Regions from separate parts of the Homo sapiens genome. Here region 2 is linked to region 1. A link is a loop called in an ENCODE intact Hi-C map of the cell type or tissue named here. Cell type or tissue: endothelial cell of umbilical vein. All regions are shown on one strand.

The links. Hi-C counts contacts between places; a loop is a spot of excess contacts. Peaks named below come from ENCODE experiments on the same cell type or tissue, not always from the same donor. Only the 100,000 strongest peaks of a DNase experiment are listed, where the experiment ranks them.
Region 2: it touches region 1 in a loop (7-fold over the local background); 102 of 110 quality-filtered maps call a loop at or near these places.

Annotation. Positions count from the first base shown.
Region 1 is chr5:154,069,130-154,077,129 of GRCh38, reverse strand. No RefSeq gene overlaps it. Among named protein-coding and RNA genes, the nearest start is that of MFAP3, 34 kb to the right of the region's middle. RefSeq lists an enhancer at 4,687-4,736. In endothelial cell of umbilical vein, a CTCF peak has its summit at 4,652 (motif pointing left); a DNase peak (open chromatin) is centred at 4,639; H3K27me3 peaks cover 145 bases.
Region 2 is chr5:154,172,550-154,180,549 of GRCh38, reverse strand. It overlaps LOC124901118 (a long non-coding RNA gene), which reads left to right. Exons shown (of 2, transcript XR_007059010.1): 2 at 5,469-5,570. Among named protein-coding and RNA genes, the nearest start is that of GALNT10, 14 kb to the left of the region's middle. In endothelial cell of umbilical vein, a CTCF peak has its summit at 244 (motif pointing right); DNase peaks (open chromatin) are centred at 269 and 4,119; H3K27ac peaks cover 600 bases; H3K27me3 peaks cover 534 bases.

The sequences.
Region 1 (8,000 bases):
GAGGTGTGCTGGGAGGATTTTCTGCTTCAGAATTCCCAGAATTCTACCTTAAGTGCCTTAACCTTCGAGTAAAGGTTCATTTCTCTAGGAGATCAGTTTTAAAAAGAAACCACCATAGAACCATTTGAGTCCACTATCAGTCATGAACATGGGGGAGTTTATTACATAGCAGACTTTCTTTTGAATCTTACAGTTGTTTAGGATGTTGGAAAGGTGAGTTTTGATAGAGAAATGGGCATAGGGGAAGCTTTGGGACCTGGGTTTTTGCCTAGAGAAGGCACCTTAGTGTGGGGTCGTGGGTAGCCAGAAGCCTAAGTGGTACACAGCAGAGCAAGAGTACTGGGGAGAAGATGGCAGTGGGAGGGTAAAGTTCACCACCGTAGCGTTGACTATGCCAAGTTCCAGGGCCAATGGCTCTGCAGAGAACTAGCAAGGTCATGGGAGTCAGAGTGGTACAAGGCAAAGAGGACAGGGAGCCAGGACCCTGGGGTGCTGAGGCCAGCTCTGTTAATGAGAGTCTCTGAGCAAGTTAATCTCCCTATGATGCCTCATCTACCACATATAAAGCTTGGCTGAAAATGTAATAATCTCTATGGTCTTTTTCAGCTCTAATACCACATGTGACTCTAGACTGTGCCACTAAGTGAATCTTGCTGTACCTAAGTGGGTGGCTTAGAGCTAAGAGGCTCTTGACTGGAGAGCAGGCGTGACCTGAGCCACTGATCTCTGCCCTCCACATTACCCCTTCTCCTCGCCTTAATTCTCTTGATGACCAAGGGAGCTTTTAGCCTCTCCTTCCCTCATTTATCCTTTTAAGCAAGAAAGGAGGGAGGCTGCATAAAGGCTTCCAGTAGCTCTCTCTCTCTCAGGATCCCAGGAGGGAGAAGATCAGAAATTAGCTAAGAGAGAACTGAGAAAAGTTTAGGTCCTAGACTACTAACTGCAGCAAGGATAAAATCTCATCTGGAGATGGCCTGAGGACTGACTACAAAGTCTAGGGGAACACACTGGGTCACAGGGGCTAAGACATTTAGCCTCTTGGTGCTTTGGTTTTTTCATCTTTAATGGGGACACAGGGGTAGACTAATATTTAATGGACCTCTATGTCGACAGTAACTAGGCTGGGTGCTTTAAGTATTATCTAATTTAATCTTCACAACAACCTCCTTTCAGGGGAAATATTATCTTCATCTTTTGGAGGAAAAACCAGCAGTGTAGAGGAGATAAATCACTTGCCCACTTATGCAGTTCAGTAGTAGTAAAGCTGGGCTGGGCGCGGTGGCTCACGCCTGTAATCCCAGCACTTTGGGAGGCTGAGGCAAGTAGTTCACCTGAGGTCAGGAGTTCAAGACCAGCCTGACCAATATGGTGAAACCCTGTCTCTACTAAAAATACAAAAATTAGCTGGGCGTGGTGGCATGTGCCTGTAATCCCAGCTACTCAGGAGGCTGAGGCAGGAGAATTGCTTGGACCTGGGAGGCGGAGGTTGCAGTGAGCCGAGATCACGCCACTGCACTCCAGCCTGGGTGACAGAGTGAGACTCCCTCTCAAAAAAAAAAAAAAAAAAAAAATACAACAACAACAAAAGAAGTAGTAAAGCTGGAATGCACACCAGGTCTGCATGACCCTAAGATTCAAAGCGGGTTTACCACATCCTGCTGCCATTTTCTGAGAAGTCTGATTTCGTCATCCTCCTGGCTCATTCAGCAGGCTCTGACGTGGAGGATGGGGAAGGGAGCTGATTGCCTCGGTCCAAGTCTCATTTATTAATTAGCCTGGCATTTGGGGCAACTTAACCTCTCTGAATTTTAGTTTCCTCATCTATATATAATGGAGGATTAGAATAGTTCTTACCCCATATATTTGTTGTGATGATTAAATAAAATTACATGTAATGGGTTTAAGTGCCTATGGCAAAGGCTCCATAAATTTTAGCTCTTATTATTAATAATATTATTATTCTTTTTTTTTGAGACAGAGTCTCACTCTGTCACCCTGGCTGGAGTGCAGTGGCACGATCTTGGCTCATTGCAACCTCCACCTCCTTGTTCAGGCAATTCTCCTGCCTCAGCCTCCCGAGTAGTTGAGATTACAGGCTCCCACCACCACACCTGGCTAATTTTTGTATTTTTTGTAGAGATGGGGTTTCGCCATGTTGGCCAGGCTAGTCTCGAATTCCTGACCTCAGGTGATCTGCCCCCCTCGGCCTCCCAAAGTGCTGGGATTACAGGTGCGAGCCACCACGCCTGGTCAATAATATTATTATTCTTAAACTGTATGCAAACAACATGCAAATAAATCCTGTGGCTCCCCTGGATCTGTGGTTGGATGGGTCTTCTGTTAAATTCCTGGTGGCTTCAAGTGCCACTAGTAAAAGCTAATAAGTCATCCCACCATCATCAGAAAAACCATCCTGATCCCAGCACTTTGGGAAGCAAAGGTGGGAAGATCACTTGAGGAGTATAAGACCAGCCTGGACAACATAGTGAGACCCTGTCTACACAAATGCATGCACTCACGCATGCGTGTGTTCCCCCCGCCCCCCCCACACAATTAGCTGGGTGTGGTGGTATACACCTGTGGCTCCATCTACTTGGGAGGCTGAGGTGGGAGAATTTCTTGAGCCTAGGAGGTAAAGGCTACAGTGAGCTATGATTGTGCCACTCACTCCAGCCTGGGCAACAGCGTGAGATCCTCCCTCTCTTTGACTCTCTCTCTCACACACACACACACACACACACACACACACACACAAAAGAAAAACCATCCTGACATTTCCACAATTCACAAGGAGGGTTTACAATATTTCATCATTTGATTAATACCCATGAAGTAGGGAACACAGGTATGCTGACCACCTTCTTCATATGTAAATCTTGAGTCACACAGATAGAAGTGGGACAGAAATCTTAAAAATTTTTGTAGAGATAGGGTCTTGCTATGTTGCCCAGGCTAGTCTCAAACTCCTGGCCTAAAGTGATCCTCCCGCCTCAGTCTCCCAAATTGTTGGGATTATAGGTGTGAGCCACTATGCCTGGCTCCCTTTTTTTAAAAAAAATTTCCAAGCCCAGACCTTTTATATACTGTATCATAGAGAATAAAACTGGGTGAGTTTTATGGAGAACTGGGTCTCAGTTTTATATATTATGTTATCTACACGTGTGTGTGTGTGTGTGTATGTGTAAATATATGCATATATATACATATATATGCATATGAATATGTAGATGGCTATATTAATGAGGTGTAGGGAGACCCCCTGAAACTATTGCTACGGAATAAAAGATGAAATGCTCCTGATTATTGTAAATACAAAATTGCATGCAGGATTGTGTAAAGACAATGCCAGGTTGGACTGCCAGAATGAGCCAACAGCGCGTGATGTGCTTCCCCCTGCAGAGAGCCTAAGAATGGACGTGCAGTCAGGGAGGTTTCACATCACCAAGATTCCTATCCCAGAAAAGCAGATGCTCATAGCTCTGGGAATGGAATGAGACCCTTGTGGAGAGTCTATAAATGGACGCATGGGGGGCGCCTGTCCATATGGATAAGATAGGGCTATAAATGCCCTCATCTTGCCACAGCTCTTCTAGGACTTTTTAGGGTTAAGGCATACTCCCTTCTGAGAATTTCTGGTCTACCCGATTGTCTAGCTTCACGTCCTGTTTCTATGGATTGTTTGTAACCAGCTTTTGCTGCAACTGTTACTGCTGATTAATATCTTGCTAATCATAGATTATGGAAAGACTGTGTTTCTGTTTTAAGGCTCTGTTAGAAATTACTGATGCACACACTATATTGTAAATTATTTGTATACTGTACTTCTACATACAAATGCACTGTACTTCTACATACAAATGTTATGTTAAAGAATTACTTCATCCCCATGTGACCATCTCACCTCATAATCAAACGACCCTAAATCCCTCACTAACCTACCCCCGCCCTCACTAAACTTAATAATAAATGCTGGTATATCCAGTGCATTGGTGGCACCGCGGGACCAAAAGGCGGTGACCCCCTGGACCCAGCTTTCACTATCTTGTGTGTGTCTATTATTTCTCAACCTGCCAATCCACCTAGGAACAAAGAGAGAGCCCCGTCGCATTGCGGGCTGCTGGCCAGATCCCGCACTAATGAGGGAAGGGCAAAGAACAGGCCCTGGAACTTTCCTGATTCAGGAAGGGAAGCATTCAAGCTAGGCTCTATGCCTGTCCCTCTGCAATTTTTAGAAATTTAATTTCTGGACTACAACTCAGAGTGACTCCCCAACTCTATCTAATTCAGCTCCTGGGCTGTATGTACCAGGACCAGGCCAAGTTCATTTCTCTCCCGCCGGCTTTCTGCAGGAACTGGCGTCCATCAAACCCCATTGAGTATTTGTTGAAATGCTCTCACTTTGGTGTGTTCCCTTCAAAAAGCTTACTCAATATGGGCTGCAGCTGATCTCTAGGAGCCAACAGGGTTGGTGTTGAGCACGAGGCTCTGGGGGGGCGATAATAAACATGTTTCCACGTCCCAGCTGTCCGCTTGACCACCTAGGTGCCCCCCTGCTGTTCCCACTCAAAACTCTGCTAGGCCTGCTGGCTGTGGAAGAGCAGCTGCCCGCTCTCCTGTCCATTCCACGACACAACAGCGGCCTCTTGTGGCCATCACCAGCTCTACAGGTACTATTGTCTGGTCTCAGTGGGTTTCAGGGTTTTCTTCATTCTTTCGATTTATACTTAGTGAGCTCTACTGTGTGCCAAGCATGGTCCTAGGCACTATGGACAGAGCAGTGAGCAGAACAAAGTCCTTGCTCTCCTAAGGGTGGGCAAGGTGGGCCTGAGAAGTGCTTCATGGCCAGTGTGGGGGCTTTGACTTTTATTCTGAGAAGCCATTGGAAGTTTCTGGGTAGAAGAGTACCACAATCTGACTTAAGAAAAGAAAAGGAAAAAACCCATGCTTGTGCCTGAGTCCTATCCCCAAAGATTCTGATTAGATTGGTCTGAGATATGGCCTGGAGATTAGAATTTCTAAAACTCTCCAGGTGTTTCTAATGTGCAGCCAAGGGTGGGATCACTCTGGTTTCTGGATAGAGAATGGACTAAAGGGGCCAAGGGAAGAAGCAGGAAGTATAGTTGGGAGGCTATTGCTATAATAGAGGTGAGACATGCGGCTGGCTCAGACCTCAGTGGAAACAGTGAAGGTGAAGAGAAGTGGTTAGATTCTAGATTTATCTTAAAGGTCGAACTCTCAAGGTTTGCTGATGGATTGGATGCAGGGTGAAAGAGAAAAGTGAAAAGTCAGGATGACTTCCAGAGTTTTACTCCAAGCAACTAGAAGGAGGCAGTTTCCATTTGCTAAGGTGGGGAAGACTGCAGAAGGACCAGGTTTCACCAGAGAGGGGAATCAGGAGTTCGATTTCATACATGTTAAGTTAGAGATGTCTATTTGAGATCCAAATAGAGATGCTGAAAGGGTGTGTTCAGGAGAAATGTTCAGGCTGGATATCTAAGTTTATGTGCCATCAGAGATGGTATTTAAAGCCTTATGGCTGGATGGGATCAGTTAGGGAGGAAGCAAAGATAAAAGAGAGAAGTCCAGGGAATCCCCCAGGGCACTCCAGTATAGGAAGGAAATAGGTAGAGAGTCAGGAGTGAGTGATGCTCCAGGAACCCAAGTGAAAAAGTGTTTTAAGAATGAAGGAGTTGTCAATAGTCACGAGCTGCTGACCGGCCAAGTAAGATGAGTACTGAGAACTGACCACTGGAATTAGCAGCCTGGAGGTCACAGAAGACCACAACATCATGGGAGGGTTTGGGAGAGGGGCAAGGGCCTCTTTGTAGAATGGGAGGAGAAGATTTGGGGACAGAGAGAATAAAAATTCTTTTGCAAAATTTCACTGTAAAGGGAGGGTGTTGGAGAACAGAATCAAGAAAGGTTTTTTTGTGTGTTTTAATATGAGAGAATTAGCATGTTTATATTTTTGTTGGAAGAGATCCTCCAGCACAGGAAAAAATGAGTAGATACTTTAATAGAAACAAACATTTATTAAGCACATTTTTATATTCCTGACACTGTTTAATGCTGCACATGAATTATTTTTCCTCACATTTCTTTCTCACTACAATCCTATGAGGAGGTTTTATTATTATTATTTTTAACTTTTAATTTTTGTGGGTACATAATAAGTGTATATATTTATGGGTTACATGAAATATTTTGATTCAGGCATGCAATATGTAGTAATCATATCTGGGTAAGTCCCCTCAAGCATTTATCCTTTGTGTTACAAACAAGCCACTCACACTCTTTTAGTTATTAAAAAGTGTACAACTAAATTATTTTTGATTACAGTCACCCTGTTGTGCTAGCAAATACCAGGTCTTATTCATTCTTTCTATATATATATATATTTTTTGAGATGAGTCTAGCTCTGTCACCCAGGGTGGAGTGCAGTGGTATGATCTCAGCTCACTGCGACTTCCACCTCCCGGGTTCAAGCAATTCTCCTGCCCCATCCTCCCAAGTAGCTGGGACTACAGGCACACACCACCACACCTAGCTAATTTTTTGTATTATAGTAGAGACAGGGTTTCACCATGTTGCCCAGGCTGGCCTTGAACTCCTGATCTCAGGCAATCCACCCACTTCGGCCTCCCAGAGTTCTAGGATTACAGGCATGAGCCACCATGCCCTGCCTCATTCTATCTTTTTTTTTTTTTTTTATACCCATTAGCCATCCCTACTTCCCTCTGTCCCCCACTACCCTTCCCAGCCCCTGGTAATTATCCTTCTTCTCTCTTTTTTTTTTTTTTTTGTTTTTTGTTTCTGAGACACAGTCTTGCTCTGTAGGAGATGGGTCAGACTGGTGGGAGAAACTATAGGGAAAGGAGCAGGCCTTCTGAAAGGTTGGAAGGATCTGCATAGCTTCGGGGGAGAATAGCTGAAGGCAGCTGTTCTCTGACCCTGAGGCAGAGGGCAAGGAATAGGTGCAAGGGAGTGTAGGGGAATTTATCTTGATCAAGCTTGTTTACTTATTGTTGACCAGGAACTGGCCTTTGATCATCCACCCGTGATGTTCCCTGAAAGGGGAACAATAAATGTTAATTACCTGCAGGTTGTGTTGGCTCCAGGTTTTCGGCACTGTGCCTACACTGAATAAAGCAAGCAGCTCCAGCTTCTCGGGGCTGCTCTCTGGCCACTACAGCCAGGCAGTCACCTAGCTGCTCTTATACTGCATACCTGTGTCTGAGTACTCATTTCATCTGTTGGCTAGGGTCTGCGGGACAGACCTGGTATTGCTCTGTTGCCCAGGCTGGAGTACAGTGGCATGATCTTGGCTCATTGCAACCTCTGCCTCCTGAGTTGAAGTGATTCTCATGCCTCGGCCTCCCAGGTAGTTGGAATTACAGGCATATGCCACCACGCCCAGCTAATTTTTGTATTTTTAGCAGACCCATGGTTTTGCTACATTGGCCAGGCTGGTCTCAAACTCCTGGCCTCAAGTGATCCACCCACCTTGGCCTTCCAAAGTGCTAGGAGTACAGGCATCAGCCACCACCCCTGGCCCATCCTTCTAATCTCTATCTCCATGAGTTCAATTGTTTTAATTTTCAGCTTTCACAAATAAGTGAGAACATGAAAAATTTGTCTTTCTGTGCCTGGCTTATTTTACTTAACATAATGATTGAGGAGGCTCTATTATTATCTTCAATTTATAGACAAGGGAGCCTGAGCTTTGAGAAAGAAACTAACATTTCCACAGACACATAGCCAATAAAATGGGAGAGCAGACGTTCTGCCCTGGAATCCCCTTCAGAGCTAGAGTCCTTAACACCTGCCCTGCACAGCCCAGCCATCAGCCTTCCAGCACACTCTTTTAAATGCCTGAATTTTTGGTGCTCAGCTAGAAGGGATGAAATGACTCAAAAGACCATCAAAGAAATCAACAATCAAAAGTAATCATGATGACAGCACTATCTTATAAAGTCCCCAAGTGTCTAGAAAAGCTTCCA
Region 2 (8,000 bases), 100 kb before region 1:
ATACTCTATAACCCGGTAGTCTGAACCTTAGCTACACATTAGAATCACCTGTGGACCATTAAAAGCTCTGGATGCTTAACCTGCATCCCAGACCAATTAAGTCAGAATCTCTGGGAGTCAGACTCAGCCATCCCTACATGATTCCAATTTGTAGCCAAGTTTGAGAGAACCACTGCTCCAACATGGCTCTCAGGGCTCTAAAATCCTGCTAAGGTTTCTTTTTGTCCAAGCGGTAGGTCCTCTATTGTTCCACTAGGTGGCACCTTCCAGCAAACTTCAGTGGGTCCAGAGAAGTCGCTTCTAGGTCTAACTGCAAGGAATGAATTCATGAAGCAGGGCTTGGTGGTCTTTGCTGCCAACGAGGGGTCTGCACTCTTGACAAGAAGGCTGAACTTGTTTAACAACTTGCTGGTGAGTGCTGGAGCCACAGATGGTTGATTCATCCCTGTTTAAAAAGGTGAGGCTGGGCTGGACGCAGTGGCTTACGCCTGTAATCCCAGCTACTTGGGAGGCTGAGATAGGAGAATTGCTTGAATCTGGGAGGCGCAGGTTGTGGTGAACTGAGATCGCGCCACAACACTCCAACCTGGGCGACAGAGCGAGACTCTGTCACAATAAACAAACAAAATAAAAAGGTGAAGCTTGAAGAGAGATGTCTCTATCTCTTATGACTGGGTTCACCTCTTCACGGATGCACTCTGGTCTCTTCCCCCACCCCCACCCATCTCTCCAGCAGGATTGATAAACTCCTCTCAAAAGTTCTCAAGGAGCCCCATTATGTGCAGTAGTGTTCTTTTTATCTGGATAGTTAACAACACCCTGATTTTCTTTGAAGATTCACCCTTCTGCATCTCAGAACTTAGCCAATCAGAGCAGTAACCCCCTTCAGCTGCAGTGATTGGTCCAGGGACGGAATCTGAACAATCGAGGTTCAATTCCGTGGCTTTTGTATAGAGGCTATCAAGAAAGTAGTGGCTTCTTCCAGCGGATTGTTGCGAGCTGGATGTGAGCCCCACCGTGAGGCGTGTATTGGACCTCTTGACTCGGCTCCTCCGCACCTTCTCCCCACCCCAGGGAGGCGGTGTAGACTACATCAGTGGGCTTCCTTGCTCTATGTTTTCCTGTTGGGTTTAGCCCTTGAGGAGCCAGGGCAGGATTTCAGAGGGAGGGAGAAGAGCCAGGTCAGAGCATTTCTTTCCCCCGCCATTCCCTTGCTGCAACTTTGCCGCAGGCTGTCTGTGTCCTCCACAAAAGTCCATGGCTCCCATCGCGCAGGCTTCTTGAAACAGTCCTCCCTTTCTAGATTCCAATAACTGCCCCTTTCCTCACCCTTCAGGGCTAGGGCTGGACATCACACGCTGTTTCTGGCCCCATGGTACTGCCCCGTCCCTCATGGTTACACTATACCCTGCCCCATTTTCCTCCTATTAAACTCTCTTCCAATGTTCCAGTGTGAGAGTGCCATTCGTTTCCTGCAGACCCTAACTCAATCAAGGGAAAAGCTTCTTGAGAACCTGAAAACAGTCCCAACACAGGGGAAAGTGGAGCTGAGAGATCAACCAGTTACCCAAGCCAACCCCTGATGTCATCCATGCCTCCGGGTCAACTCCCCTCCCACATTCAAACAATTACCTAATAATGCTGGTTTTATTGCCTAATAAATTTTAAATGTATCCCTTCCCCTCTAGGCCTATTATATGAGACATATTTCAGGTGCCTGTAAGATGAATCCTTGAGCAGAAACCTGCTACTTATAATGACTCCGTTTTCTACTTTGTAGACAGCCTCCACCCTCATTTCTGGGCTGGTCCTTGACCTATGACTTTCCTGAACTGTCCTAAGGCAAGTTCAAAAGGATGAGCTGAGCCATTCAGATTCTATCTCAGAAATTGGAATCCAGTGACACAGAGGGAAGAAGGCAGCTGGTGGTGGCCTCTGAAGGTGGCAGTTCAGGTAGCACAAGGGTGGAGATTACTCTTGGGCCACACTGAAGGAGAAGATATGGGAAGGCAGAAACCAGGAGTAACAGAGGAAGTGCTTCAGTCAAAAGAAGCCAGTGCAGCCCAAGTATGGGAGGCAGGGATGCTGAGAGAGAAAACTGAAAGAGAATCACCTTGCCTCCTGGTTTTCCAGTTCCAGTTCTGGTTTCTGGGATGCCTGACTAGACTGAAGCCCCTGCCTTGGAGTTTACGCCTTCCCTGACGTTATGAGTGACTCTGTCACTTACGACCAAAGGAGCCCTGGCCTTGATACTTGATACTCTTGACTCAAAGTCCAAGTTGTAGCCATTACCATCTCTCGCTTGAATTGTTGTATCTCTCACTCCTAACTCCTCTGCCATTTCTGTCCTGCATTCCCTAACATTCATCCTCTCCACTGGAGTGACCATTCTGGGATGCCAACTTGCCATGTTGCTTCCCTCTGGAGGTTTATTGTCCTCACAGTAAAGTCCGAGTTGCTGGCCTTACACTTTATACAAAACTGCTAGTCGCTCATTACCTTAATAATGCTATTTCTCACCCCCATGCCTTTGCTCATGCTGTTTCCTCCTCCAGGAATACCCTTCACATCCTCTTGTACTGATGAATTCTTACTCAGCTTCAATGCCATCTCCTCTTCCATCACTTCTTCACTTTCCCATCCAGTTTGACTAAGAACTCCTTCCTCTTTTTTTCTCATACTACTGTGTATATTCCTATTTTAGCATTATATACTAATAAAGATGAGGGTGATGATGTTGGCTAACATTTATGGACCTCTTATTACATACCAAGTGCTAACTAGCACCTTACAGATGTCTTCTCTTTTAATCCTCATTGAAACCCCATGAAGTAGTTCTTTTATTATTCCTACTTCTCAAAAGAGAAAACTGAAGCAAAGATGTCAGGTGACTTGCCCAAAATCACACAGATAGAATGTGGTTGACTCAGGTCTATTGTTCCTTTCTTTTTTTAAAAAACTAACAGTTTAATTGAGATATAATTCACATGTCATACAATTAATTTACGCATTTAAAGTGTACAAGTCAATGTCTTAATATATTCACAGCTGCGTGCAACCATCAACATAATCAATTTTAGAACATTTTTATCACCACAGAAGAAACTCATACCCATTGATTACTCATTGTTTTAATGCTGCTCTTAGCAGCTGGTGTGGTGCCTAGCACATAGTATCTGTTCGACCAGCACTTGTTGAAGAATGGATAGCTACCATATCTTAGAAGACAGGGAAAGGTGCAAGAGAGAGGCTCTTGAGGCAACGCGTCTGTCATTTCAACATCAATTAAGAGATTTGCCTGATTCTTTTGTTTATTTATTTTATACTATTTTCCTTTCTTTCTTCTTTTTTTTGCTCAGTCACCAGGATGATGACAAGTGACAGTACAGTGGTGTGAACAAGGTTCACTGCAGCCTTGACCTCCTGGGCTCAAGTGATCCCCCTGTCTCAGCCTGTGTAGCTGGGGCTACAGGTGCACGCCACCATGCCTAGCAAATTTTTTGATTTTTTTGTAGAGACAGGGTCTCACTTTGTTGTCCAGGTCATCTCGAACTCCTGGGCTCAAGCAATCCACCTGCCTCAGACTCCTAAAGTGCTGAGATTACAGGTGTGAGCCATTACATCTGGCCCTATTTTTCCTTAGTAACAGCCCCCACTTACTGGTGGAGGTGTGTTGTAGATATAGGAGTCTGCTCTTACCATTTGCTCAGGGTTTTTTTACATCTCTGTGGCCCCAGGGAATTTCTCATCCTCACATTTGAGTTCTGGGATATTGCTGGTGATAATCTAGGTGCTGGGTATTTGATTTTGATTTTCAGTGGGAGAGAGTAAAGCCAGATTGCTTCTACTCCACCATTTTGGTGACATCACTCTCTACCACTGATTAAGTATTTTTTATGTGTGAAACCTTACAGTGTGTGATCTGTATATATTATTAGCTTATTAAGCAACAAAACCTGGAGATAGATATTATTGTATCCATAACACAAATGAGGAAACCAAATGTATTAGTTCATTTATGTTACCATAACAGAATACCGGAGACTGGGTATCTGTGAAGAAAATAGGTTTACTTTGGCTCAGGGTTCTGCAGGCTGTACAGGAAGTGTGGTGCTGGCATTCATTCCTAGTGAGGCCTCAGAAAGCTTTCAAACGTGGTAGAAGGGAAGGGGAGCTGGTGTGTCACTTGGCAAGAGAGGGAGCAAGAGAGAGAGGAAGGAGGAGCCAGGCTCTTTAAACAGCCAGCTCTCTTGTGAACTCCTAACCATGGGGAGGGCACCAATCCATTCATGAGAGATCTGCCCCCACTAGGCACACCTCCAGCATTGGAGGCCATATTTTTCTTTTTCTTTTTCTTTTCTTTTTCTTTTTTTTTTTGAGACAGAGTCTCGCTCTGTCACCAGGCTGGAGTGCAGTGGTGCGATCTCTGTTCACTGCAATCTCCTCATCCCGGGTTCAAGAGATTCTCCTGCCTCGGCCTCCTGAGTAGCTGGGACTACAGGCACCTGCCACCATGCCCGGCTAATTTTTTGTATTTTTAGTAGAGATGGGGTTTCACCATGTTGGCCAAGATGTTCTCAATCTCCTGACCTCGTGATCTGCCTGCCTCTGCCTCCCAAAGTGCTGGGATTACAAGTGTGAGCCACTGTGCCCAGCCTGGAGGCCATGTTTCAACATGAGATTTTGAGGAGACACACATTCAAACCATATCCCCAAGACTCAGGGATTTCATTTGTCTAAAGTCAAACAACTAGTAATCAGCATCATCCTAATATTAAGTAAACAACTACTACCTTTAATAGAAGATTTAACCATGCTTAGATACTATGCTAAGTTCTTTATGAACATCACCTCATTGACTCATTTATGCATTCAACAGATATTTATTGAGTACCTACCACAAGCCAGGCATTGTAACAGATGTTAGGGATTGGGTGGTGAGCAAGCAGATGTTCACCCAGGATTCACAGTCTAGTGGTGGAAAAGGCATTGTAGAAATGAGCACATGAATAACAACTACATTAGATGGGAGGAAGAAGAAAAGACCTGTTGGCTGTTAGGGGAAGATCTGGTATTAGAAGCCACTACTCCTTGAATCCAGGTCCAACATTTTCTGCAAAGTTATACTAGCGTGATTCCTCTAGGATGTTTTCCTAGTGGGACATTGGGTTTGCCAATGGCTCTCTGAGCTGCTTGTCCCTGTAGGAAGTTCCTGCCACCTACTGAATGCATGTTCATATACACACATACACTCAGTGGGAGCTACACTGCCCATGCCCTCATCTGCACAGCTTGCCTAGGGAAAAACCAATGCTGTGGGCTTTGCAAATGTCTTATCCTCAGCTGGGGGATTTGCGTTTGAAAAACACTTCTCTGTATATGGGGCTGGATCTTGCTTTTATTACATAAATGATCCTGGAGATCACTTCATATAAATACATAGAGATCATTCCCATTCTCTTTTTCAGCTGCAAGTACTCCACAGTGTGAATGAATCAGGTTCAGTCTCCTATGGATGGACATTTGGAGTTGTTTTCAATCTCTGGCTATTAAAATAACATAATAATGAATAATCTTGTGTGCAGCTTGTTCTGTAGTGTGGAGGTGAATCTTCAGGAGAGATTCCTAGAAGTGGAAGTTGCTGGATTAAGGGATAAACACATCTTCAATTGTAAAGCTATCCTTTTGCACTCCTACAAGCAGTGTAGGAGAGTGCCTGGTTCTTCACAGCCTAGGCCCACACAATATTTTTTAAAGCATGCATTTTATATAAAAATTCACACTCCTGGTTTCTCTTAAAAATTGCAAGATCTATAAAAATTACACACACACACACACACACACACACACACACACACACACACACTGCAAGATCTGGCAACACTAGGCCTGTTTTCCTGCATGGCAATAACAAGCTAGGGCTGAGTGGTCGCCATAGCTCTGTGGGTCTTAGACGTTTCAACTGATCCAATTCAGCCCCTTCATCATGAAGATGAGAAAGGTCTACAGATTCATAGAGGCAGCTGAGTGGAAGTTAACTCCCAGTCTCTTGCATCAAGTGACCTCCAGAGTAAGTACAAAAGGGATGGGTAGCAAGGGAGGGTAAGTGTATAAAAGCACTGACAATTCAGCATTAAAATTGAAATTGTTTTTAGCATTTACTGAGCTCAGTAAATACATTGCACCACACTGTAGTTAGTTAAAGTGTGACTAATCCACATAGAGCAGAGTAACAAATTGGTTTCTATTTCTTCTGAGCAACCATAAAGAGGGCTAATGCCATAGCAGGAGGATCTGGGTTATGTATTCATTCATTCCCTCATTCATCAAACATGAACTGTGTGCCAGCCCCTGATCTAGGCACTGGGAATTTAAAGACAAACAAGCACTCGAACACAGGGATCTAAACACACAAGTATGGAAAAAACTTGATATAATGCAATAAGGGTTTTATTGTAGGAATGTACTACAGCCTGCTATGAAAGCCCAGAGAAAGGAACTTCTAATTCTGCTAAAGGGCACATGGAAAAGCTCACAAGGGAGGTGATGTTTGGGAGGATCCTAAATGATGCATAGGTGTTTGCTAAGAAAAAAAAGGGACATGGGAGAGACTTTCTTGAAGATAAACAATGTTCAAAGACAGAACGTGACAGAAAACCAGCTTAAAAAAGATTTGGGCATAAAAAAGAGGAAAAGGATGACAGAAATTTGCTGTCTTACTTAATTGAAAAGTCCAGGGACTTCGCAAGTGCTGTGAACTTCATGTGTTTAAAGGATGCCATCAAACCACAATCTCTCTCTCTCTCTCTGTCTCTCTCTCTCTCTCTCTCTCTCTGTCTTTCTCTCTCAACTCTTCTTCTTACTCATGATTTTTGCCCTCAGGCAGGCCACTCTCTCCAGATGACAGGCACCTGCCAGCAGCTCTAGGTTTACATTATCCCGACAGCTAGCAATGCCAGGGGAAATTTCTCTTTCTCAATAGCTTCACTAAAAATCTCATTCCGAGTTTCACTGGCTAGGTCTGGGTCACTTGCTTACCCCCAGAATAAGGAGTGAACTCTCACCTAAGTCTTCGAGTTCTGAGAGTAGGGCAGAATGAGTCTCAAAGGAAAATTAGAGTCCTGTGTTCAGAGGAAGGATGGATGGGTGCTGGGTAGGCAAAATCATCAGATCTGGAAACAGTGGTGGATTGAGAGTACATCTGTCTCATTAGTGATGGAAGAGTCTCTTCATTTATGAAGGAGGAAGTTGAGTCTCAGAAAAGCAAAGTGACTTATCTATAGTCACACAGCCTGACAGCAGCAGCGTCCGGGAGGAGTCCTAGTTCCCTGAATCTGAATCCCAGGACCTTCGTGCAGTGAGCATTCCCTTATCTGAGGAGGCAAAGGTGCCTTGGAGAGGGATGTGGGTGCTTCCAGGAACCCCTGGAATCACTTGCTCTGTGGCAGATCCATCAGCCTGCAGGCCCAGATGCAACACCATCTACCCCAGACATGTGCCTGATATTTGGCCTAGGCCTCATAATAGCATTGCAACAGGTTCCTGGGCCCAGGGACTGAATGACTCAAGGGCACCAAGGCCTACTTAAGGCAGTTAAGAGTGGGTGACAAGACAAACGGAAAGTAAGGAAGCAAAGTGGGGTGGTGGGAAACTGAGGCTGAAGATGGGGCAAGGAAGGGGGAGGAGCTTTGAATGGGGCGGGAAAAGAGCTGCTCAGGCCAGAAGAGTTCAGTCAATGTCCTGTTTTCTATAGTAGTCACCCAATTTGTATGTGTATTTTAAAAATTCTTTTTTGGCAATGTGATATATGCCTAAGGTTATATAATTAAACAATGAAGAAAGCTTATAATAAAAAGCATCTGCCTTCCACCTCCTGCACCCTCGCGTATCCTGTTCCCCAGAAACCACTGATTTTCCACGGTTCTGCTTTTAGCCTTGGCTAATATTTATGGAGCACTTGTCATGTGCCAATCTCTTTGTGTACATCATTTCTTTAAGTG